3 separate regions of the Homo sapiens genome follow, and all the other regions are linked to region 3. The links are chromatin loops, found by intact Hi-C in ENCODE. Cell type or tissue: Calu3. All regions are shown on one strand.

Region 1 (8,000 bases), 300 kb before region 3:
AACTTGGCAGCAGTGCAGGCTGGGGCACTTACATGGAGCCGTGGGCTTGGAGGCTGCAGACCTGGGCAGGGGCCAGGCTTTCTGGGACTTGTGCTGGTACAAGTGAGACTGTTCCAGGCTGTCTTTGGGAGAGCTTCCCAAGGCTGTGGCTTTGAAGGGGCATTTCTGCTGCACTCACCACTGCATCCACATAGCTCTGATGGTCTCCTCTCTCTCTTTCACACTCTGAGCCTGGCTTTTCCCAGGAATCCAATAGCTGCCACTGAGCCATGACCCTTCTAGACTCTTTTTCCCCATGCTGAGAAAGCATCTTGATGTTGCCAAGAAAAAGACCTGGGTGGGGGACTTCAGAGGAGGAAAGAGCTTCTGCAGAGGACAGATGCTTCAGCCTATGAGAGAAAAAGGAGGAAAAGGGAGAGAGATGACTTTGGCTTGGATTACTGGAAAGAGAAGCTGTCCACTCGCTGGAGACATGCAGAGGAAAGGGAAGATTTGGAGTTGCTTCCAAACTTGGCCATCTTGCTTTGGAGACAACCGCGTTTGCTAAGTCTTGGATTGGCTGGAGAAGAAACTCAGCTATGGGATTCTGGCTCCTCAGTTGCAGAGAGGGTGGGGACATTTGGGGTTTTCGTGTTGGCTCTTAAACACAGAAGTGGGAAGAAGCTAGGGATGGCTGAGAACCCAGCCTCTCCAGTTTACCTCTCCAAACAGAAATTTGTTGGGCAGCTGAGGAAGCAGAGTTGGAAGATGTCAATTTCAATCCTGCTGTGACCCCTCCTGGCCACCTTAGGTTCCCCCATTTTATCCCTTAATCACCCCCTGCATGTGTGCATCGTACTTTTCTCAAACTTTGTGTCATTTTCATTGCTGGGCTCACCTAGTGTCTCTCTTCTGGGCTCTGAGCAGGCTCCAGTTGCCCCAGAGCCCAGCACTCAATACTTTATGAATAAATGAATAAATGATCATGCAGCATAATCTGCCAGATTGTAATCATTTCTCTTGGCCTCAGTCTTCACCTCTGTCAAGTGGGAATAATAATGCCTTTAGCTGCTTGTGCATGTCTGGTGCATATCTGGGCTTCAGTGTTTGATGGCAGAACAAATGCCCCAATGTGTGAGAAAAGGACTCCTGCTCTGCTGATTTACTTTGTTCATTATCTTTAACATCAAGAGGGATGTGGACATGTTGAAGTAGGTTCCTCTGCAGTTCTCATCTCCCTTTTGCTTATTCGCACATATTGAGCTCCCTCTGGGCCATAGGTGCTTTCCAAACACAATTTCTCAAGCATATAGTCCCAAGTTGGGTGCCCAAGAAGCATAGTGAGGCAGAGTTTACCATGCATGTCATTTATTAGGAAGACTCTTCGGATTGACACCCACAGAAGGGAGGGAAGAGGGGAAGTGGGTGGAGGGAGAAGTTGAGTCACGATGCAGGCTGAACAATGGCCTCAGCCAACAACATGGGCAGCCCTGAAGCTAGAATAGCCCTTCAGTGCCATCCAGGCCTTTATAACTTACATGGATCAGTCATTGGATGAAGGCCTCCTATCCCCACAAGGATATGACCTCAGATGAAGTTCTGGAGCTGGGGCCATCCCTTAAGGGGCCAGTGGCTAAGGCGAGCACTCCCAGATGCTGGGACGATGAGACTTTCCTCGAAGAGGGATCCGAGCAGCACCTCTTAATGTCCACTGCACAACTGTCCCCAAAGGAGGGTACTGCTACCTCCACATATGGATGAGGTCACTGAGGTTCAGATGGGTAAACAGTCTCACCCCAGGACACACAGACAGGAGCTGCCAGGACCTCCCACTTCCATAGCTTCCTATGTCTCTCACCAATGCCCCGATGCTGCGCAGACCTGCGCCAAGCAGCCAAAAGCACAAACCCCGCGCCCGAGTCACTTCCCGTCAGCTGGCAGGCCTGCCACCCCGCGCCTCGCGGCTTTGCCTGGAGCCCGCCAGGCGAGGTGGCTTCCCTGCCCGAACCCATCCATCCGCTTGTGTTTATTCTGTGCGCAGCCAACAGCTGCCGGGAGCTGGGCCTGCCAACTCTGCTGCGTTCAGGGATGCGTCTCTCCACCCATCTCAGAGAGCTCTCTCCTGCTGGCTCTTTCTGGGAAGCCTGGCTTATTTTTATTTTTCTCTTTCTCCTTCCCAGCGGTGTAGCTGGATTTCAGAAGGACTTGCAAGAGTTGAGGGGAGGGAAGAGGATACAGCATCCAAGATGTTGGAGGCTGGAGAGTAGCTGCAAAATTTCTACTTTGGGCAAAACGCCGTGGCTCATGCCTCTAATCCCAACACTTTGGGAGGCTGAGGTGGGAGGATCGCTTGAGCCCAGGAGTTCGAGACCAGTCTGAGCAACACAGTGAGACTTCATCTCTACAAAAAATAAAAAGAAAATCAGCAGAGGATGGTGGCATATGCCTATGGTCCCTGCTACTTGGGAGGCTGAGGTGGGGGGATGGCTTGAGCCCAGAAGGTCGAGGCTGCGGTGAGCTGTGATCACGCCTCTGTACTCCAGCATGGGCAACAGAATGAGACCCTGTCTCAAAAAAAAAAATCTACTTTGGATTCTAGTTCTTTCATTTTTCATTTATTTTCCTTGTTTCTTACCAACATGTAGTTTTTTAACGTTACAGGATAAGGGCTGACAAATGACTGGTTTATGAGTGTGGGTTTGGAACATGAATTTGCAAAGGGGACAGCCTGGGTATTCTGTTCTCTGTTTTGCTGTGTGACCTTGGCTGGGTGTCTTTACTTCTCTGAGCTCCCAATTCTTCATCTGTGAAGTGGGTTAATGATCCCATTTCTCAGGTCCATTTGGAGGACTGAATATGAGAGTGTTAGGAAAACTACAGTGGACCAAATAGGTGCTGAATAAATGAGATGTTGTGTCATGATTTTTCCCCTGGTACTTTCTCTAAGGAGATTGGTGATGAGCCTGTCCTCCACTGTTCTGAATACTCACTCAAGTTGGTATGGTACTTTGCAGTTTGTTGCACAGGAATTGCATCATCTTTGAAGATGCCACGAATTTTCTGCAACCTGCAAAGCAGGTTCTCTTCTCACACCTTTCATCCATCTCCGTCTGACCAATTTCTCCCTGTCCTTTGGCTTGGCTCACATATCACTTCCTCTAGGACAGTGGTCAGCAAACTTATTCTGTACAGAGCCAGACAGTAAATATTTTAGACTTCGTGGGGGCACCTGGTCTCTGTTGCCACGACTCAACTCTGTTGTCAAAGTGCAAAGAGGCACAAACAATACACCAATGAATGAGCATGGCTATGTTTCAATGAAGTGTGATTTATGGACACTGAAATTTGAATATCGTATACTTTTCAAGTGGCATGAAACATGATTTTGATTGTGTAAAACCATTTAAAAGTGTAAAAACCATTCTTAGCTTGTGAGCTGTATGAAAGAGGCAGTGGGCCAGATTTAGCCTGGGGGCAGTAGTTTGCTAAACCTTGCTCTGGGAGGTAATTGCTGGTCACCCCCTGTCCTGTGGGCAGGCTACATTAAGGGCCTTTCATCAGGGTTTCCACATCACAGCACTGACAACAGAACATCCTAATTACCTGTTAACTCCTCTGTGGACCACCAGCTCCTTGAGGGAAACACTGGGTTTTATTCATCACAAAACCCTCAGCACCAACACATAGTAGGTAGTCGACAACTACATATTAAACAAGCCCGTGTGTGGATGAATGAACCTTTTAAGCAGCTCCACGTTGCAGATATAAGCTCCATTTTACAGATGTGGAAACGGAGGCTCAGAAAAGGAAAGGGATTTTCTCAACATCACGCAGCTGCAAACATGACTGAGCTGGGGCTCAAACTCCCGAAAGAAGAATGTTAATTGAGCAATTGCTATGTGCCAGACACAGTGGTGCTTGGGGCTTCATATGCCTCAGTCCCCATTTATTGGACACCGCTGTGTGTCAGGACCTACCTGGGTCATACCCCTTTAGGTTCAGAACATTGGATTTCTCACTGTGAGAGCACCAGGCTTGTCTTGCCCGTTGTTGAGTGCAAAGAACAATTCTGGAATGATGAATTCCTACCATACCTGAGCTAGGCACTTTTCAAATTTAAGTCCTTCATCCTTGCTCACCACATCCCAGAAGTGCAATCTGCAAATCAGCTTAAAAGGAAATTAATTAATTTTAAAAAAAAGAAAGAAAAAAGCAAAAAACAGTGACAGCCATCGCAGCAGCAGCAACAGCAGCATCTGCTGAGTCAGATCGGTTATCCATCCACAATAATCGATGGCTCGTCATCCAGCCATTTCCCTCCTCCAAATACACAAATTAATAAAGAAAGGGTCTGGGCTTGCAGACAACAGAAAGGGCACCCAAAGCAAAATTGCCTCCGGCTGGGAAAAAGTCACCTCCCCAGAACGATGCCCACGTCAGCTCTGCTGCCGAAGTGGGAGATACTGGAGGTAAGTCCCAGTCTCAGCCAAGAGGGCTGCAGCCCACAAGGGCCCTGCATGAGATTAAGGTTGGTAAGAAGGAACGCCAGCTGTCTAAGGCAGGCCCTAGCTCTAAGTGGCTCCTGAGGTGTATTTGGTTCCCAGCCCAAATCGAGTGCCCCAGCGGCCCTGTTTTATTAAGCAGGCCCAAGTGGCAGGAGGCTTTAGTCGGAGAATGAGGCGCTTTACCACTCATGCTGGCTTCTGGGCCGAGCCCCTTGGCCGCACTTCACAGGTCCCCAGCGCAGCCCCCCTTGGCGTAACCATTGCGAATCCACTTGTTGACGGTGGCCTGGTTGTAGGATTTAATGGTGGAATAATATTTACACAGCAAACTCCTCCAGAGGTGTCCTAAACACCGTAAATGGGATTTTCGGAGCTTAGTGAGAGTTAGTGGACTCAAGACAGGATAATGTGGCAACTGGTGGCCCTAATCTGATCTGGCCCCTTCTGCACGGTGAAGACTTAGTGGGCGGAACTGTTTTCAGAGTTGGCAAAAGTTGCTTCTCACCGCTCCCTCCTCTCCCTTTCTTTCCCCTGTGAACTTTGAAATATTTTTAGCACTATGTGGCCTGCAATGGCTTCATCTCAGCTGCTGTAGATGCCAATAAACCCCACACCCATGCCTATGGGACCAGCGATGGACCTTTGAAAGGGTAAGTGTTAGGGGAAGGGTGGGCAGGAGGAAGGCAGACTTAATCACTTCTTCTCTCCCTCTCTCTCTCTCTTTTTTTTTTTTTTTCCTGAAAGCAGCACAGAATATACCTTAAAAAAAAAACCTTGGATTTTAGTGTCAATATCAGAATTAATTTCATACTTATGGATCCAATGGGCTTTAGCCACCATTCAGTCCTTGATCTACACTACAGGTAGAGCTGCATCTCAAAAGGTTCAAGAGTCATAAGTTCAAATCCTGACTCTGCTACCTCCTAGATGACTCACTTCCCTCTCCAAACCTCAGTTTTGTCATCTGTCAAATGGGTATGATGGACAATACCCATCACAGGGCTGTGGTGGCAAGTATATGAGTAAAGTATAGAGGGAACTTCGTGTAAGTAGAATCATACAATTTGTACTCTTTTGTGTCTGGCTTCTTTCATTCAACATAAGGTTTTGGAGACTGGTTTTTGTTGTTGCATGTAGCAGTACTTTGTCCTTTTTACTGTTGTGTAGGATTCCAATGTATGAATATACCACAATTGACTTATTTATTCTCTTGTTTATGGTCATTGGGTTATCTCCAGTTTGAGGCCACTATAAATAAAGCTTCAAGAACATTGTGATACAAATCTTTTTGTGAACATTTATTTTTATGTCTCTTGGTAAATACTTAAGCATTGAATTGCTGGGTCAGAAGGTAGGACTATGTTGAGTGCTGTAAGAAACCACATAAGATGTTTCTCCAAAATTCTGGTACCATTTTACATTCCTGCCAACAATGTATGAGAGTTCCAGTTACTCCACATCCTTGTCAACATTCGATGTTGTCAGTATTTTTCATGTTATTCATTCTTGTGGGTATGTAGTAGTCTCACTGTGTGTATAGACCTCTTTAAAAAAGTCAGTGCCAAATTCTCTTCCACTTCATAAAATGCCTGAACTGGAAGGACCTTTATCTTTTAGATGAGGAAACTGAGGTCTGGAGAGGAAAAGAGACTGACCCACCATTTTATAGTGTCTTAAAGGTAATGCCAGATTAATAACCCAGGCTTCTGACAGCTGACCTAGGACTCACAATAAGAATGTGTCATTAAATTGAGCACCTATATGTGCCAAGCATTGAAGCAAACTGTCTCCTCTTCACTATTTAAGTCATTCATTCATTCATTCAACAGACACTCACTAAGCTTCCCCCTGGCCCAGTAACCTTTTAGCACTACAGATACAGAAAGAAATAATAAAACCTCCTAGTTTACAAAGAACTCACTCTACTGAATGAGAATCTTCCATCCTTGATCCAAGTCATATTTTTTTCCACTTTAGACATGGCAAGAGCCACATGCATTAATGCATAAAGTGTGCTTTCATTAGTGTACAGGAAGCTGCTACAGCACTTTGAGAATTTTTTTTTTAATGGAGACTTGCTCTGTCACCCAGGCTGGAGTGCAGTGGCATGGTCTCGGCTCACTGCAACCTCCGTCCCTGAGTTCAAGCTATTCTCCTGTCTCAGCCTCCTGAGTAGCTGGGATTATAGGTGTGCACCACCACACCTGGCTAATTTTTGTATTTTTAGTGAAGATGGGGTTTCCCCATGTTGGCCAGGCTGGTCTTGAACTCCTGACTTTACATGATCCACCCGCCTCAGCCTCCCAAAGTGCTGGGATTACAGGCGAGAATCTTGACTACTATAGCAAAGATGGGGGGAGCTAACTCCAGAAGATATATGTATTTTTGCTCTTTCCCTTCATTTTGTTTCTAAACTTTGGTCATCATGCACCACATATTCCCCTGAAAGAGTTCTGCTGAGTGTCCCTAGAGGAAGGCTAGAAGTCCAACAGCCCTGGTGGGAAGAAAAAGCTTTGCAGGGGGAAGGATCTTTTCTCAACACCAATCATTCAGGGAAGGCCACCGGGGTCCCATGAGAACTGCTTGGTTATTTCTAAAGTCAACTGGAAGTGGATTTCCAGGCCAAGGCAGAGAAGAGGCCTTAGCTATTGTATCATCCAGAAGTTTCTGTAGACAGATCATGGCTTGGATTAGCTGTCTAAATTTCACCCTCTATATGGAAATAAGTGGGGGAAACATTAATATGCAAATTCCTGGGACTTACCTGTAAGCATTCTAGTTCTATAGATGTGAGAGAGAAACCCACAAATCCTTCCTTTAAAAAAGTTCCATGGGAGCTGGAGGGCTTTTAGGGTAGCGAAATTATTCTGTACATTATTATAATGCTGGATACGTGTCATTATAAATTTGTCAAAAACCATGGACTGTACAGTACCAAGAGCGAACCCGAATGTAAACTATGAACTTTGGTTGATAATGATATGTCAGTGTTAGTTCATCTATTGTAAGGATGTTGATGGTGCGGGAGGCTATGTTGGTGGGTGAGGGATAGGTGGGAACTCACTGTACTTTCTTCACAATGTTGCTGTGAATTTGAAACTGTTCTAAAAAATAGTCTATTAGAGAAATAGAAGCTCTATGGATTTATGCAACCATCAATAACTGTAACACCTTTCCCTGCCCAAAACCGTTCCATGGTTTCTCAGTGTCCTCACAACAAAGCCATGCTCCTTAGCCTGGTCTCCAGGGCCCTGTGAGGTCTGGCTCTGCTCTTCTCCCCATCACCCCTTACTCAGCACTTCTGAACATCTCTGAGTCCTGGGATAAATTCATTCTCATTCCAGAGTCTTCACTCAGGCTGTTCTCTCTAGAAGCATTTTTCCCCTCACTTCACCATCACTGTTTGCCAAAAATATTCGTATATGCTCATCAAGTCTTGGCTTAGGTGTCACCTCTTCCAGGTATCCTTCCCTGATTGCCCCTGACTGAATCAGGTGGTTTCCCTGGGCTTCCACA
Region 2 (8,000 bases), 72 kb after region 3:
GGCAAGGTGCATGCGTCTTTCTTCCAAGATGTCCAGGGCTGGGGAGTCTTGTGGAAATAAGATGGTTGTGCCTGGGAGGCCTCAATTCTGTCCTAACTCTGTCACTCCTTCCCTGGGGACCCCAGCTAAGCCTCCTGGCCTCTCTGGGCCTCAGCTTTCCCATCCACAAAATAGGGTGAAGGAAAAACAAGCTGCTGCTTGGTAGCATCCATCCCATAACAAGGGGAGTCTAGAGACCATTGTCAGACACAAGGAGACTGTGGTCCAGAGAGGTGAGGTGACTTGCTCAAGGCCACACAGCCCAGAAGTGCAAAGGCCGGGATGTGTTCCTGGTCTTGTGACTCCAGAACACACCAATTCCCAAGTTGCATCCGGAGCTGGAGGAACATGGCACAGACCTATGAATCTCAGCATTTACAGCGCCACGGACCCTTGGGGACCACAGCCACGTCGGGGAGCCACAGCAGGCCCATTCACTTCTTTTTTTTTTTTGGCATATTTAATGTATTTATTTATATATGTGTTTTTTTATTTCTTTAAAAATTGTTAAGTTTTATTTATTTTTAAAATCACTTCATTGAGACATGACTGACACCTAAAAACCTGCACCTGGCCTGGCACGGTGGCTCACGCCTACAATCCCAGCACTTTGGGAGGCCGAGGTGGGTGGATCCCAAGGTCAGGAGATGGAGACCATCCTGGCCAACATGGTGAAATCCCATCTCTACTAAAAATACAAAAATTAACTGGGTGTGGTGGCACATGCTTGTAATCCCAGCTACTCGGGAGGCTAAGGCAGGAAAATCACTTGGACCTGGGAGGCGGAGGTTGCAGTGAGCCGAGATCGCACCACTGCACTCCAGCCTGGTGACACAGCAACTCCATCTGAAAGAAAAAAAAAAGAGAAGAAAGAAAGAAAGAAAGAAAGAAAGAAAGAAAGAAAGAAAGAAAGAAAGAAAGAAAGAGAAAAAAGAAAGAAACCTATACCTATTTAAGGCTACAACTACATTAGTCCGGGAATAAGTATACACCAGTGAAGCCATCACCACCATCAAGGCCTTAGGTATATCCACTATCTCCCAAAATTTTCTCCTGTGTCATTTATATTATTAAGAGCATTTAGTGTAAGATCTACCCTCTGAGCAAATTTTAAGTGTACAATACAATATTATTAGCTATAGGCACTATGCTGTAGTATCTAGCTAGTACCTGTCTATAGGCACTTTGCTGTAAAATAGGTCTCCAGATAAGGGGTTAATATCCAAAATAAATAACAAATTCATGCAACTCAGTAGCAAAAAAAGACAACCCAATCACAAGGACCTGAAACAGACATTTCTCCTAAAACAACATACCAGTGGCCATCTACTTTCTTTTTTATTTTTTCCTTGCGATGGAATTTCACTCTTGTCACCCAGGCTGGAGTGCAATGGCACGATCTTGGCTCACTGCAGCCTCTGCTTCCCAGGTTCAAGCAGTTCTCCTGTCTCAGCCTCCCAAGTATCTGGGATTACAGGCACCCACCACCATGCCTGTCTAATTTTTTTTTTTTTTTTTGTATATTTAGTAGAGACATGGTTTTGCTAAGTTGGCCAGACTGGTCTAGAACTCCTGACCTCAGTGATCCACCCACCTCAGCCTTCCAAAGCGTTGGGATTACAGGCGTGAGCCACCACACCAGGCCTGGCCATCTACTTTCAACAGGCATGGTTGAAAGACTCCAGGCAGCCTCTTCCTGTGGCTTTGAGCTCAGGAGAGTGAATGGGAAGAGACAGGATTAAGGACAAAAGTTAACCACTGACCAGGCTTAGCAGTTAAGAATTGCAACGTGGCATCAGGGGCCCCGGGATTATATACTGGCTATGACATGTTGCATGCAGTATGATTCGAGGCAGTATTTCCCGTCTCTGAGCCTCAGTTTTCTCCACTGCAAAACAGGGGTAGTAATATTTCCTTCCAAGGGCTGGTATGATTCTTAATGAGACAGGTCCTGCACCACAGCCCAGAGGTGCTTCTGACACGTAAGGAGCAATGAGCTATTATAATATTACATCTTAGCTAGCAACACAGGTATAAGGTATCATAAAGAAGAAAAGGAGAAAGTGAGCAAGAGAGAATGTGAGAATGCTCTTTTGCTTTACCTTCTGAGCATATGTCCCCACTTCTAGAGCTGCACTGTCCAATACAGTAGCTGCAAGCTACAGTAAGCTACTGAGCGCTTGAAAGGTAGCTCATCTGAATGGAGCTGCGCTGTAAGTTCAAGTGTAAAATCTTTAGAATGAAAAAAAGTGAAACATCTCATTCATCACCGTTTCTATTGATTACATAATGAAATGATAATTTTGATGTATTGGTTAAATTAAATATTAACATTCATTTCACTTGTTACTTGTCAAACTTTTTTAATGAAGCTGCTTGAATTTTTTTTTTAATTTTTGTATATATAGGGAGTACAAGTTCCGATTTCTTACATACATATATTGCATAGATAGCGGTGACATCTGGACTTTTAGTGTACCCATCACCCAAATAGTGAATATTAAATAGAAAATTTAATTAACAAAAGAATTAACAACAAAAATAGAAAAGCTTAAATTACATATGTGGCTTGTATTACATTTGTGTTGGACAGCACTGCTCTAGAAAACTGAAAAAAAAAATCTACATTTAGGAGCTTGGATTCTGAGTTCAGCCACTTTTTGGCTGTGTGAACTAGTATAAGATGCTTGCCCTTTCTGAGCCTTAGTTTTCCTTATCTGTAAAATGGAGATCATTCTTTGAGAAGACATGATGAGAGCCAGATCATTATGTTTGCATCATATAGCACATATTCGATATATATGAGCCTCTTTTCTCTTTCATGGCCAGTTACCTGCTGTGTCCTGGGACAACTCCTGCCCCAGCTGGAGGCTCAGAAGGGATTCCCTGGCTGAGGCATTCAAGCTCTTCTAGCTGGGATCCCTGGGATCTCCAGGGGACACAAGCCTCAGGGAGGATCTTAGATAAATCCCTAGAACTGTGGCTGCAGCCTCTCAGCCTGGTTCCTGGAGCGAGAGGAGGCATTCTCAGATATGGTCAATTGCAAAATATGAATCAAGGTTCTTCCCAACCCTGTGTGTGCACCCTGACTGGACCCCCAGCTTTTGAGGACTCCCTGTGTCTCCTGCCCGGTGTTCACCCCTTTATCATAAAGCTACAGAAATAAGGAAGCAGCAGGAGAGGGGCGAGAGACAAACCTAGCCCTGCCCTTCCCTCCCTGGTTTCCACTCCTGTTTTTCTGCAGGCTGCAGGGCTCTGGACAGGTGAGGACACCCTGCTGGGAGAACTTTCCCTTCCCCATCGTAGCTTGGTTTTCAGGGTTGCCTTCTCTGGCTGGTGAGAAGCCAGGCATTTAATTGAATAGAACCATACAAGGTGGTTGCTATCTTTGCATCCCTGAGAGCTGAGGACACCTGCTGTCCATCCTGCCATGGAGATGAGGCCACTGAATGTTCCCAGGCAGGATGGAGGTTTGAGACTGTCTAGTAGACAGACTCTCCTACACTTTCAAATAGGAGGCAAAAGGGTTGTCGTACCCCCAGGATGGACCTTCCAGGGAGTAGGGATATTGTGACAGAGCCCCAATTACTCTTTATCTCTAGTTTCCCACTGAAAACATCTGCACCTGTTTCCTCCTAACCTAGAACAAGTTGTGGGGTCCTGGTCCCAGCCCTTCACCCAACTTGCTGTGTGCCCTGTGCAATCCTGAGAAAGTCTGTCCCTCTGATTCTTCTCTCTGGGATTCAGTAATATTTAAAAAACACTTCATGGTACTTGAGATAGAGTCAGGGATTTGAATGAGGTAAGCACTAACATTTGCCAGTTGTTAACTTTGTGTAAGTGGCTACATACACCTCCCCAAGCCTCAGTGTTCCTATCTGAGAGATGGGTATATTAATAGTATCTTCCTTACAATGTGGTTTAAATGTAAACGGTTTTGGGGTTTTTTTTTGTGTGTGGGTGGGGGAGGCGGGGATGGAGTCTTGCCGTGTCACCCAGGCTGGAGTGCGATGGCACTATCTCAGCTCACTGCAGCCTCCATCTCCTGCGTCCAAGTGATTCTCCTGCCTCAGCCTCCCAAGTAGCTGGGATTACAAGCACCCGCCACCACACCTGGCTAATTTTTTGTATTTTTTAATAGAGACAGGGTTTCACCATGTTGGTCAGGCTGGTCTCAAACTCCTGACTTCAGGTGATCTGCCCACCTCGGCCTCCCAGAGTGCTGGGATTACAGGCATGAGCCACTGCTCCCAGCCAAATGGTATTTTTTAATAAAGCACTCAACACAGTATCTGACACTCAGCAAATGTTCATTAAATGGTTATTGTCAGTGGTATGCTAGTAAAACGGCTCTCAGGAGTGGGGAGGAGTACTGATTTGTAGCACTAGCCCATTTCTGTGGTGTAAGTACTTCCGCTATAACTTATTTCAACCCAATAGCATAACTTGCTTACAAAACTCCTGAATATTTAACAAAGGACCGGTAGTCAGCTCCAGCACCTTAAGGCCAGTTATTATTGTTGCTAATATTGATGCTATTCAACCAAGCATCTTCGTGTGTTTATTTGTTCCTTTTTGTTTTTCCCTTACGTGGCAAACCTACATAGGATCTCACTTCAACATTAGATTTTGCAAATTAAAACTAGTTTGAAAGCCATCAAAGCAAATGATCGGGTAAGATCTCTTATAGCTCTAAATAACTTCCCAGGGGTTCTACACCCAAGCGCTCCCCTCTTAGAGACAGTGACCTAGACTCCCTGCCAGCCACAGAACCCTGCCCCATGCCCTTTTCCCTCATAGCCCTTCACTGGACAAATGAAAAAATGCACCCCAAAAGAGGGGCACGAAGGACTAAGAAACAGAATTTTCCCCTGATGCATTCTAGCTGCGTAGGCTCTGACAAGTAACCCAGCTCCTCTGAGCTTGTTTCCTCATCTGACTCAGAGAGCTGCCATGAGGGATTGATGAGAAAATTTGCATAAAAGCCCATCACCAAGTAATGCCCAGTAAAAACAGCTATTATTTAAAATACTACTAATAATACAACCACCAAGTCTGGGGCCCCTGCTCCCTGACGGAAAGTCTATGGGGGCCCCCAGTCCTCCTATAAGTTCTGCGAATAGCAGCACAGAGCTGGACCCAGGATCTGAGCACCCCCATCTCCCACTCCCCCTATCCCCAGCCATTTCTCTTCCACCCTCATTGTTCCAGGACTAATTTATTTATTTCCGTCTGAATCCTCAAAGTCTATCAAGCTGTGGAGTAGTTGGATGGATTTTTTAATTAATTGAAGCAGAATCGATGAAAAAGTGATTGTTTTGGCCCTGGCTGGGGGGGGAGCCCAGAGTGGGAAATAAATGGATGGCTTTGTTGTGGGGGGGTTGCCTTATCGAGCCGTGGTTTGGCTATGGGTAGTGAGACCAGGGAGGCCCAGCATGTGCCCTGGGCAGCAGGATGGAGAAGTGAAAAGTGACCAGCACACTCCCACTCCTCAGAGTCCAGGAGATCGGAGTTCAGGCCACCCCACCCCTCTTACCAGCTGTGTGGCCCTGGACCAGTCAACCTTGGTACTTCTCTGAGCCTCTGTTGCCTTGGGGGATTGCTGTGAGGATTAAACTCTGAAACCTACTACAAGATGAATAAATGTTGAAGACATAGTGCTAAGGGGAAGATGCTGGACACCAAAGCACAGATATTGATGACTCTACCTATAGGAGGTACCTAGGATAGGCAAATTCACAGAGACAGAAAGTGGAATAGGGCAATGATCCCCAACCTTTTTGGCACCAGTGACTGGTGGGGGGCGGGGGGTGGGGCAGAAAGCTTTCAGGATGAAACTGTTGCACCTCAGATCATCAGGCATTAGATTCTCATAAGGAATGCACAACCTAGTTCCCTCACATGAGCAGTTCACAATAGGGCTGGTGCTTCTATGAGAATCTAATGCCACCACTGATCTAACAGGAGGCAAAGTTCAGGCAGTAATGCTCACTCACCTGCCGCTCCCCTCCTGCTGTGCAATCCAGTTCCTCACAGGCCACCAACCAGTAGCCATCCTTGGCCTGGGGGTTGGGGACCCCTGGAGTAGAGGGTACCAGAGGCTATGGACTTATCATTTTAAAAGGGACAGAGTTTCTGTCTGCGATGATTCAATATTCTGGAAATGGATAGTGGTGATGTTTGCATGACATTGTGAATGCCCCTAATGCCGTTGAACTGTATGCCTAAAAATGGTTAAAATGGTACATTTTGTCTTGCATATATTTTACCACAACAATAAATAAATAAATAAGGTGTGCTATGTGTTTAGCACTGCCTGGCTCCTAGTAGGTGCTCACTAAATATGCATATATTATTATCATTATTATTATTACTATTATTTTTAAAATTACTGGGGTGAAGTGTCTCAGATGTGATAGACTACAAAATATGACCAAAAATTCTTTCCAACCTATATGCACTCCTCTTTGCAATGTGACTTGGTGACTCCTTTCCTCAAAAGGTAGGTTCTCAGCACTCCCATTATTGGGTGTCTACCCAAAGGAAAATAGATCATCATACTGAAAAGACACATGCATTTGTATGCTCATTACCATGCTGTTCATAATAGCAAGGCATCAAATCAACCCAACTGCCTGTCGACAGTGGAATGGATAAAGAAAATGTGGCACATATACACCAGGAATACTACGCAGCCATAAAGAGAATGAAATCATGTCCTTTGCAGCAACATGGATGCAGCTGGAGGCCGTTATTCTAAGCTAAACATCAAGTACTCATGGACTAAAGATGACAACAATAAACACTAGGGACTACTGAGGGGAGGGAGTGAAGGGGAAAGAACTGAAAAACTACCTATTGGGTACCATGCTCGCTCCCTGGGTGCAATATACCTATGGAACAAACTTGCACATGTGCTCCCTGTATCTAAAATAAAAGCTAAAAGATTTTTTACAGGAAGGGTGGAGTCTTGTTTCCTTGCCCCTTGAATGTGGGCTTGGCCAGTGACTTGCTTTGGCCAATGTTTCCCATGGCTGCTGTAACAAATGGCTACAAACTTAGTGGCTGAAAACAACACAAATGTGTTCTTATTTCCGAAGCTCAGAAGTTCAAAATGAGTCTAAGGGCTAGAGTCAAGGTGTCATCAGACTTCTCCTTCTGGAGGTTCTGGGGTAGAATCTGTTTCCTTGCCTTTTTCAGCTTGTAGGAGCTGCCTGTATTCCTTGGCTTGTGGCCTCTTTTTTCATCTTCAAAGCCCATGGTTCTAGTCTCTGCTTCCATCATCATATCACCTTCTCCTCTTCTGTAGTATCCCTCTGCCTGCTTCTTATAAAGACACTTGTTATAATATCAATGGGCCCACCATAATTCAAGATAGTCTCCCCATTTTAAGATTCTTAAACACATCTTCAAAGTCTCTTTTGCCATAAAAGGTGACATATTTACAGGTTCCAAGGATTAGGACATGGACATCTACAGAGTAGGGGATGGGAGTGCATTATTCAGGCTATGACAATCCATGAGACTTCAGCCAATGTGACAGAGGAAGAAGCTCAAGAGGAGCTTTGCCAAGGAACTTGCCCTCTTTTGCCGGGCCCGGAACCCTTCCATCACAAAGAGTGCAAGCCCATGCTAGCCTACTGGATAATGGGAGACATGCGGCTTATTCACTTCTGCAACCACAGCCAACAGCCAGCCAACCCCAAGGGTGGAACCACACACGCTGACCAGCAGCTGATGGCCACCTCTTGTGTGAACCCAGCCAGGACCAGCAGAAGAACCTCCCAGCTGAGCCCAGCTCAACTTGCCAGACCACAGATTCCCAAGTGAAAGAAGTTGTTCTTGGTTTAAGCCATGGAGGAGTCTCATGTGGTTTGTTAAACAGCAAAAACTAACTGAATCACCAGAGGACCACTGAGAAGCTGAGGGAAGGTAACATTTATTAAACACCAACTGTAATA
Region 3 (8,000 bases):
ACTCTTTCTCTAACCTGGTATCACCTCCAGTCCTCATTTCAGGAACAGGCACCATCATGCAAATAGGTGCTCAGGCCTGAAACAACTCAACCTTCACTCAAACAACCCAACCTTTATTCCTCCCTCCTTGTCACATCCAATGTCCAATTCATCAACAAGTCCTGGCAGCTCTATTCCAAAAATGACTTCAAGTGCACTCATCTCTCCCCTCTCTACCTCTTGGTCTTGGCCACCTTCCTTTCCCACCTGGATAGCAGGAATGCCTCCCATCTTGCTCCTGGCCCTACAGTCATTTGTGCAAACAGTATCCAAAACAATTATTTTTGAAATGTCTATCTGAGTAGGTCACCACCTGGTTCAACCCTCCCCTATGGCCTCCCCATCACCAGAAATCCAAGGTCTTGGCAGCGCATGGCCTGAGCCCTGACTCCACTCCCCGATCTCCCCATCGCTCACTCTTCTGCAGTCACACTGGGCTCTTCCCTGTTACTTATGTGTGCTGGGATGCTGTCTTCTCACAGCCTCTGCATTTACTGATCTCTCCTCCTCAGAAAGAGATCTACCAATGCTCTTTCCCTAGACAGACCCTGGCTCACTCCTCCACCCCTAAAACAAAGGAACCACCTCCTCCTCCAGGGGGCCTTCCTTGACAACTTTATTTTAAATGGACTCTACATCCTCCCTCCCACCCCTTACCAGCCTCCCCTGTATCCCTGTAACTTCCCCCTCACCTCCCACCAGCCTCCCTTCCCACTCTCCAACAGTCTAGCTTCTCTCCCACTTCCTACCTGCTTCCCTCTCCCCCATTACCCGCATCTCTCCAGGGCCTCCCACCTACATTGGCCTCTGCCTTACCTCCTATGTGTAGAGGATTAAGTCTCTTCTCCACAACACTATGAGAGCAGAGATATTTGCTTCATTAGTTAACCACTGTATCCCCAAGACCTTGCACATAGTAGGTGCTCAATAAACACATGTTGCACAAGTGACACTCTCATGGTCTGATTTGTTCCAAGAAACTTCTTCAGCTGAAAACTCCAAGGAGATCGGCCCGTGGGAAGAGCAGGGTGGACTCTGAGCACCTCAGTGTTGGCTGACATGCCTAGAGAGACCCACACTGAGGGTTTTGCCTTTGATGATGACACACGGAGTCAGGCCTGGCAGTCCCCTTGGCTGATGCCACCAGGGACACCCCGGTAGTTCTGCAGCTTTCCCTTAATCATAAATATCTCCCCTTGGTGTCAGCAGACCCCTTGGAAATCACCAGAGGAAATACTGGCATCAAACCCCGATAAATTCCTAAATGCCCAAGCCAACCGCACCAATTTACAGCAGGTTTTGACTTTAATAATGTTTTGTCTTAGATTTGGCCCTAATTATAAATCATTTGCAACTGTGGTTTAAACCATAAGCAAATCTTACATGGCATTCTTATTATCTACTTAATATCGCAAAGAGAAAGATTTATGGAATCACATTCCGGGAATTAAGCAAACGAGGAAACTTTTAGGTGAGGGTGAAACACGTGAAAATTATAGTTTTGTCATAAAACGTTGATTGATCAATGATTATTGTAAAACGGTGGTAACTGTGCTGGCGTCAACATAAATCTGTAATTGGCTGGATTTATTCTTTTTCAAAATACTATATTTCCTACAGTTTTGACCATCGTGTTAATATGAATCTGTCAGATTTACTGTGGTTTTAACTTAATTAACTCCATTTAGCTTATGCATATATGTGTGCGTGCGTGCGTGTAGGATGTATGTGTGTGTGTGTGTATATATATACACACATAGATTTATATATGTTATACTTATCCTTAAAATGCAATGTCCACAGTCACTTTTACTTTTTACATAATCGTTTGTGGTTTTCTTCAAATATAATTTTTTACACATTTGGGAAAAACCCATTTTGCGTATGAAGCCAACTCTTGCTGCAGAAATGGGTTCAAAGCACTGTTAGAGTTTTTCACCTGTGGGGTGACCACATCAGGTAATGATATTGCATCTTAGGAGACAGGGAAGACTGCAAAAAGATCCTGAGTCAGGCTCAAATCTTGACTCTGCCACTGAGTGGCTGTATCACCCTAAAGAACCTATTCTACCTCTCTTTGCCTGTCTCATGTGTAAAATGGGAATGGATTACTTGCCCCTACTTCAGAGGCTACTGTGAGGCTTAATAAAGTGATGAATGTTATGTGGTTGGCATGAGGCTTGGCATGCAGTGGATGCTGAGTGCATGTTGTAGATGGCCCTTCCTTCTGCTTCCCAGCCAGGGAGTGGACTTGCGACGTTTGGGGTAGCATGCCCCAAGGAGTGAGGTCAAGGGAAAATCCTAACCCTCAGAGGAACCATCTTAGGAAGGGCCAGTTCCAGTGCCAGAGGGAACCAGCCCAAACACCAGAATCACCTTCTAACCCGATAGGACCAGGGAGATGGTGGGTTCAGATCAAAGCCACACAGGGACAGATAACCATACACTAAATCAAATTTAAAATAATAATAATAAAACAGTAGCTCCCACTTACCCAGAAACACTTTCTTTGCATCAGGTCCTATGCATTTTTTTAGTGGAGAGTAAAGGTCTCACTCTGCCACCCAGGTTGGAGTGCAATGGTTCAGTCAGAGCTCACTGCAGCCTCCAACTCCTGGGCTCAAGAGATCTTCCCCCTCAGCCTCCCAAGTGTCTGGCACTACAGGTGCTCGTCACCACACCCAGCTAGTTTTTCTAGTTTTTGTAGAGATGGGAGTCTCACTATGCTGCCCAGGCTGGTTTCAAACTCCTGGCCTCAAGCGATCCCCCCACCTTGGCTTCCCAAAGTGTAGTATTACAGGTGTGAGCCACAGTGCCTGGCCCATAATTCTTTATAGACTTGATTTTGTTATAAAGCTCAGCAAAGCCCACTAGCACATCAACCTTGAGATGAGAAAATTATGATTTCAGAAATGTGACTTGCCCAAGGTCACACAGCTAATAAGTAGTGGAGCTGAGACTCCAGGCCTACATTCTGAGGCACGGAGTTTTACTACCTCTGACTGTTACTGGGCCACACATTCCTCCAGCAGCTGCCCTCTCTCCTGGCAGCATGCATTCTGAACCGATAATTCCTTCCAAGTCTAAGCCAAGGAAAAAGGAGGCCCAGTTCAGCCACTGCAGTCTCTTCCTGTCTAATTGCTAAGAACAGAGCTAAGAAGTCATTGCTTTGAAGCTGAAACTCTTCTCTTTCTGTGGAGTTTCACGTTTGTATTTAATCGTGCTTTATTTTTCTTGATTCACACTGTGGAGCCAGTTAAAAATATTTTCTGAGAGCCTATTCTGAGTCATTGATTCGTGGTGTCTGTTCTGAAGTTGCCCAGGGTCAAGTGAGTCAGCTGTGGGTAAATGAACCCAGACACTGGATTTCACTGAAAAGTAAACACTCCAAGCAATGGAAAAAAAAATGTTGGTTTCATATATAACTTTCACATGCAAACTTCCCTCCAGTCTTCCCCTTCTTCCTCCACTTCTCCCCCATCTCTTTCTTCTCCCTCTCCCTTTCCTTCCTTTCCACATTGATTTTTCCCTTTTCTCATCTCTCTCCCTCTTCATTTTCTCCAGTCTTCTCTCTCCTTCTTTCAAACTTTTTTCTCCCGTTCCCTTTTCTCTCTTATTTCTCTCTCCATCTCCCTCTCTTCTTTCTTTTCTTTCATTTTTCTCTTCCTTCTTCTATTCTCTTCTCTTGTTTCCTATACTCTTTTCTATTTTGCACACAGGATTTTGTTTTTATTTAGGTGAGACCCACACAGCAGGAAGACGACTGCTATTGAAAAGATAGTTTATTACTCACAGTTCCCAAGAGGAGGGGGCGTAACACGTTACACAGGGCAGAAGCAGCCAGGGAAAGCATAGGCCAGGGCCTTTATCATGGATTTTGTTTTCTCAGTTAATGGTAGCCAAAATAAAATAATAATAATAATAATAGGCTGGGCATGGTGGCTCACACCTATAATCCCAGCACTTTGGGAGGCCGAGGCAGGCAGATCTCTTGAGCCCAGGAGTTCGAGACTAGCCTGGGCAACATGGTGAAACCCAGCCTCTACAAGAAGTACAAAAAATTAGCCTGGCACGGTGGTGCACGCTGTCCTCCCAGCTATTTGGGAGGCTGAAGTGGGAGGATCTTTTGAGCCTGGGAGGCACAGGTTTCAGTGAGCCAAGATTGTGCCACTGTACTCCAGCCTGGGAGACAGAGTGAGACCTTGTCTCAAAAACAGTAATAATACTAATGATAACAATATCATGGGTTTTACTGGAAAGAACAGGTGAGCCAGGGTAGGCAGACTTAGCATTGGCCATTTTGAATAATTTCGGCTGACTCTGGGCTATAGGGGCAGTCCCTAGTTGTCTGGTTCCTGGTCCTGGGGTGATTTGGAACAGGGGGATAGCGTCCTGGAAGGCAGGAGGTTGAAAAAAAGACTCAGGATTGGTTGGTTTGCATATCAAAGGCTTGCTCAGAAGAGAAGTGGTTTGCTACCTCTAGGAATTACCTAACCCTGGGAGGGGCACTCCCTCCTTGGATCCTCAAGACCTCCACAATTCCCAAGCATCATCAAAGACAGAAAGTTAAAAACACGATTTCTACATCTTTTTTCCTTCCTCTCTTTTACTCCTTCCCCTCTCCTCTTCTCTGTTCTCCCTTCTCATTCTCTCCTCCTTTCTGCCTCCCCAGGGCCTGGGAAGAACTCATCGCAAAGGTTCAGGTAAGCAGTAACAAAAGCCTAGGTTGAGTGGGTGGCAAGAAGCCAAGAGAGGAACAGACAGCATCACGAACTACTTGGGAGGTAGAACTCTCGTTTTCAGTGACTGGATGTGGCTCCGACAGCCCTGCTCAGCTCTGCCTGCTGGCCCGAGCTCCGCACCACCACTTCTGGGAAAGCCGCCCCTTCCTTGCTCCAATGGTGGCGGCTGCTGTGTCCTCACCCTGCCGCTATCCCGTGGGTTGGTTGTTTTGCCCAGGCCTGGAATTACCCAAATCCCCTTAAATACACGACTGCAAATGAGGACCCTGGAAAAAAAGGCAATAATTGTGACAGTAACTCACGGGGCCAGGCCTGACACGTCTCTAATTGCCTGCTAAAATTGTCGCTGTCTCCTAAAGTGCAAATTATCACCCGAAATGACAAGAATAATGAATGAGTAACTCTGATGTAATGCAACAATTAGTCCTCAAAGACACTGTCTAATATGGTAATTCAGAACACCCACTCCTTGTTATTAAGTGCCTGATAATTATTTAATTATCTATCTGCCAGCATGATTTACTTGGTTTATTTAGCTGCAGATGTGGGCAGGAGCGTTTGGGTTTAAGGTCAGAGTGAGCTGGCCCCTCCGCTGGCTGCCACATCGGTTTGCTTGGGTGCTGGAGGCTGCCGCCCGTCTGACTTCCCTAATTGGCTTTGGCAGTCCTGACCCAAAGTCGGAAAATTGCCTCTTCTCCACCCCCGGCTCCGGTTCAGGGTCATTCAGGGGCTGAGGGTCTTAAAGATCATGGATGAGAGTGCCTGCCTTCCCCTGCCCCTTCGGACCCTCCGACAGGTGATCAGAGTATTTGGGGGCAGCAGCTGCCCAAACTGAGCTTGATGTGAGTGTTTACTGTGCTGGGCACGGCGCCAACTCCTACACAAGTGTTAGCTCGTTTAATCTTCACAATAGTGCCAGGAGGTAGAGACAACTGGTGCTGGCATGTGACAGAGGAGGAAACTGGGACTTGGAGAAGTGAGGTCATTCGCCCAAGGTCCCACAGTGAACGAGTGGTGGGCCGGGACGAGCCTCCCTGTCCCCAGAGCCACTCTACTCTCCTGGACCCTGACAGTTGCAATGTGAGGATGGCCCCAAAGCTGTGAGTCACAGCTCATCCCAGGCCAGTGCGTGCCCAGAAGGGTCTGGGCAGGGACTCAGGAGGATCAGTGTCCTGCTCTCCAAATCATAAAATCACTGATAGGGAAAGCAAAAAGAGTGGCTCTAATCTCTGTTGGCTCAAGGAATTAACTAACCCAGAGCCAAGGAGTAGAAGGTATTACAGAGAGACAGAAGAGATCTACAGTAAGGGCCGCTTCCTAGCTGAATGCACTTGGGCAAGTTCCTTACCCTCTCAAAGCCTCGGTTTCCTCATCTGTAAAGTGGAGATGGTCAGAATTTGCCTATGATCGCCTGTTGAAAGTACCCTCATCATCAGATACTCTCCACCTTGCACCCTGTTGGGTTTCCTTTACTGAATGTACCTGACTCTCTGATTATCTTGTTCATTTATTTACTTATCCCCCCTCCTACCTGCCCCCACCCCCACCCCCACACACACATAAAACATAAACCCCAAGGGAGCAAGGACCCTGTCTGTTTTATTCCTCCTTCATATTCCCCGCATTGAGCACAATGCTTGGCACATCATGATCTCAGTAGTCTCAATAAATATCTGTAGAATGAATGAACAAATAAAATAATAATCAGAAGCCAGGTGGGGTCCCCAGCCAACTACCCCCTTGCCCAAGTGACTCCCCAGCATCTCCATGCACACAGCTCCCTACTCCCCATCTGTCCTGGCCATTAATGCTGATGACGCCTTACCTTCATGCCCATACATTTTCACCACGCAAAAGGCCATGATGACCACTCCAGCCACAGCTGTCATTTCCTTGCTCTGGTCCTCAGCTGACCTGAGACTCCAAGCTTCCACCAGCTTCCTCATTCCACATTTCTGGGGGATAAGTCTGATTGGTCCAGGCCACCTGGAGCAGATGATCTTGGCATCCCACACACCCACATTTCCATAATGCTCCCCATTTCCAAGCACATCTGCCCAATCTCCACCTTCCAGCACATGACTGTCGGCTGCTGGAGCTCTCTGTGGCTACACACAGGCCACACTGAGAATTAACCTCCCCAGGAGTCACCTTCAGTAAGGGCTGCCAGGAGTTGGTGGGTAAATAGCCCAGCTCCCTCATCCCTCAAATTGAGATCACATAGAAGTGTGAATTCTAGATTGCCTCCCCCACTTTCCCAGTAGGATAAAGCTCTGTCTCTCACGTAGTAGATGCCATTGGTGCCCCACTCAGATCCCCTTTGAAAAGTCAATGCATCCAACCTCCTTGATGGTACATTAAATGTGCATTAAACTGGTGTTGTACATTAAATGTATATTAAACTGGTAATGTACATTGGTAAGTCCAGCCCCCTGCCGTGGTGAATGTTTGCTGCTAACACAGCAGCACCCCACAGCTAACACTGCCCTCCACTGACAGGAGTTGCCTTACCTGAAAATCCTGGAGAGGGTGCACCATCCCCTCTGCACCAGTTGGATACACTGGTGTCATGTAGCCAATAATTGACTAATACAAGGGTACAAAAGGCCAGCCTCTTTACTCCAAGGCAGGACAACTCTAGGGTACAAGTCACACTCCAGAGCTCCTCGTGGGATCAACTGGAAGCGCAAGACGTTACCTGAATCCACGTCTTTTACTAGCTCAGGAAAGGCAGGGCCAAATCTCTCTTGCTCACTGCTGCATCTCCTGCACATAGCACAGTACTTGCTGAGTTAGTAAATGAGTGCAAATGAGTTCATTCATTCATTCATTCACTGATATGAGTGAATGAATGCATATGCATGTATAAACAGATGTATGTACATATGCACATCAATGAATACATTTAAGCCATGGTAATTCCCAAAGCAGGACCTAAGCACCTATTTTCTAAATTATTAGCATGTGCATTTAAGTGGCCAAAGATCAGCAAAAAGGGAGGTCTGGGCTGGAAGTCGGACGGACGACCTCACTTTTCATCCTTGACTCACTGCGTGACTTTGGTTTTTACATCTATTAAATCAGAAAAGCACATTTATTTTTCTCCATGCTTTTTTTCCCCAACTTAAACGCTGTGTAAGTTTATGTTGTGTGTATGTGTGTTTTTTAAACTTTTTAATTTTGATATCATTTTAGACTCCCAGAAAAATTTTAAAGTAG

What was found. Peaks named below come from ENCODE experiments on the same cell type or tissue, not always from the same donor. Only the 100,000 strongest peaks of a DNase experiment are listed, where the experiment ranks them.
Region 1: it touches region 3 in a loop (7-fold over the local background); 2 of 110 quality-filtered maps call a loop at or near these places.
Region 2: it touches region 3 in a loop (9-fold over the local background); 2 of 110 quality-filtered maps call a loop at or near these places.

The regions. Positions count from the first base shown.
Region 1 is chr22:27,189,318-27,197,317 of GRCh38, reverse strand. No RefSeq gene overlaps it. Among named protein-coding and RNA genes, the nearest start is that of LINC01638, 31 kb to the left of the region's middle. In Calu3, no CTCF peak of the experiment used is centred here; a DNase peak (open chromatin) is centred at 3,057.
Region 2 is chr22:26,817,939-26,825,938 of GRCh38, reverse strand. No RefSeq gene overlaps it. Among named protein-coding and RNA genes, the nearest start is that of LINC01422, 81 kb to the left of the region's middle. In Calu3, no CTCF peak of the experiment used is centred here; no DNase peak of the experiment used is centred here.
Region 3 is chr22:26,890,386-26,898,385 of GRCh38, reverse strand. No RefSeq gene overlaps it. Among named protein-coding and RNA genes, the nearest start is that of LINC01422, 8.9 kb to the left of the region's middle. In Calu3, no CTCF peak of the experiment used is centred here; DNase peaks (open chromatin) are centred at 3,365, 5,655 and 7,265.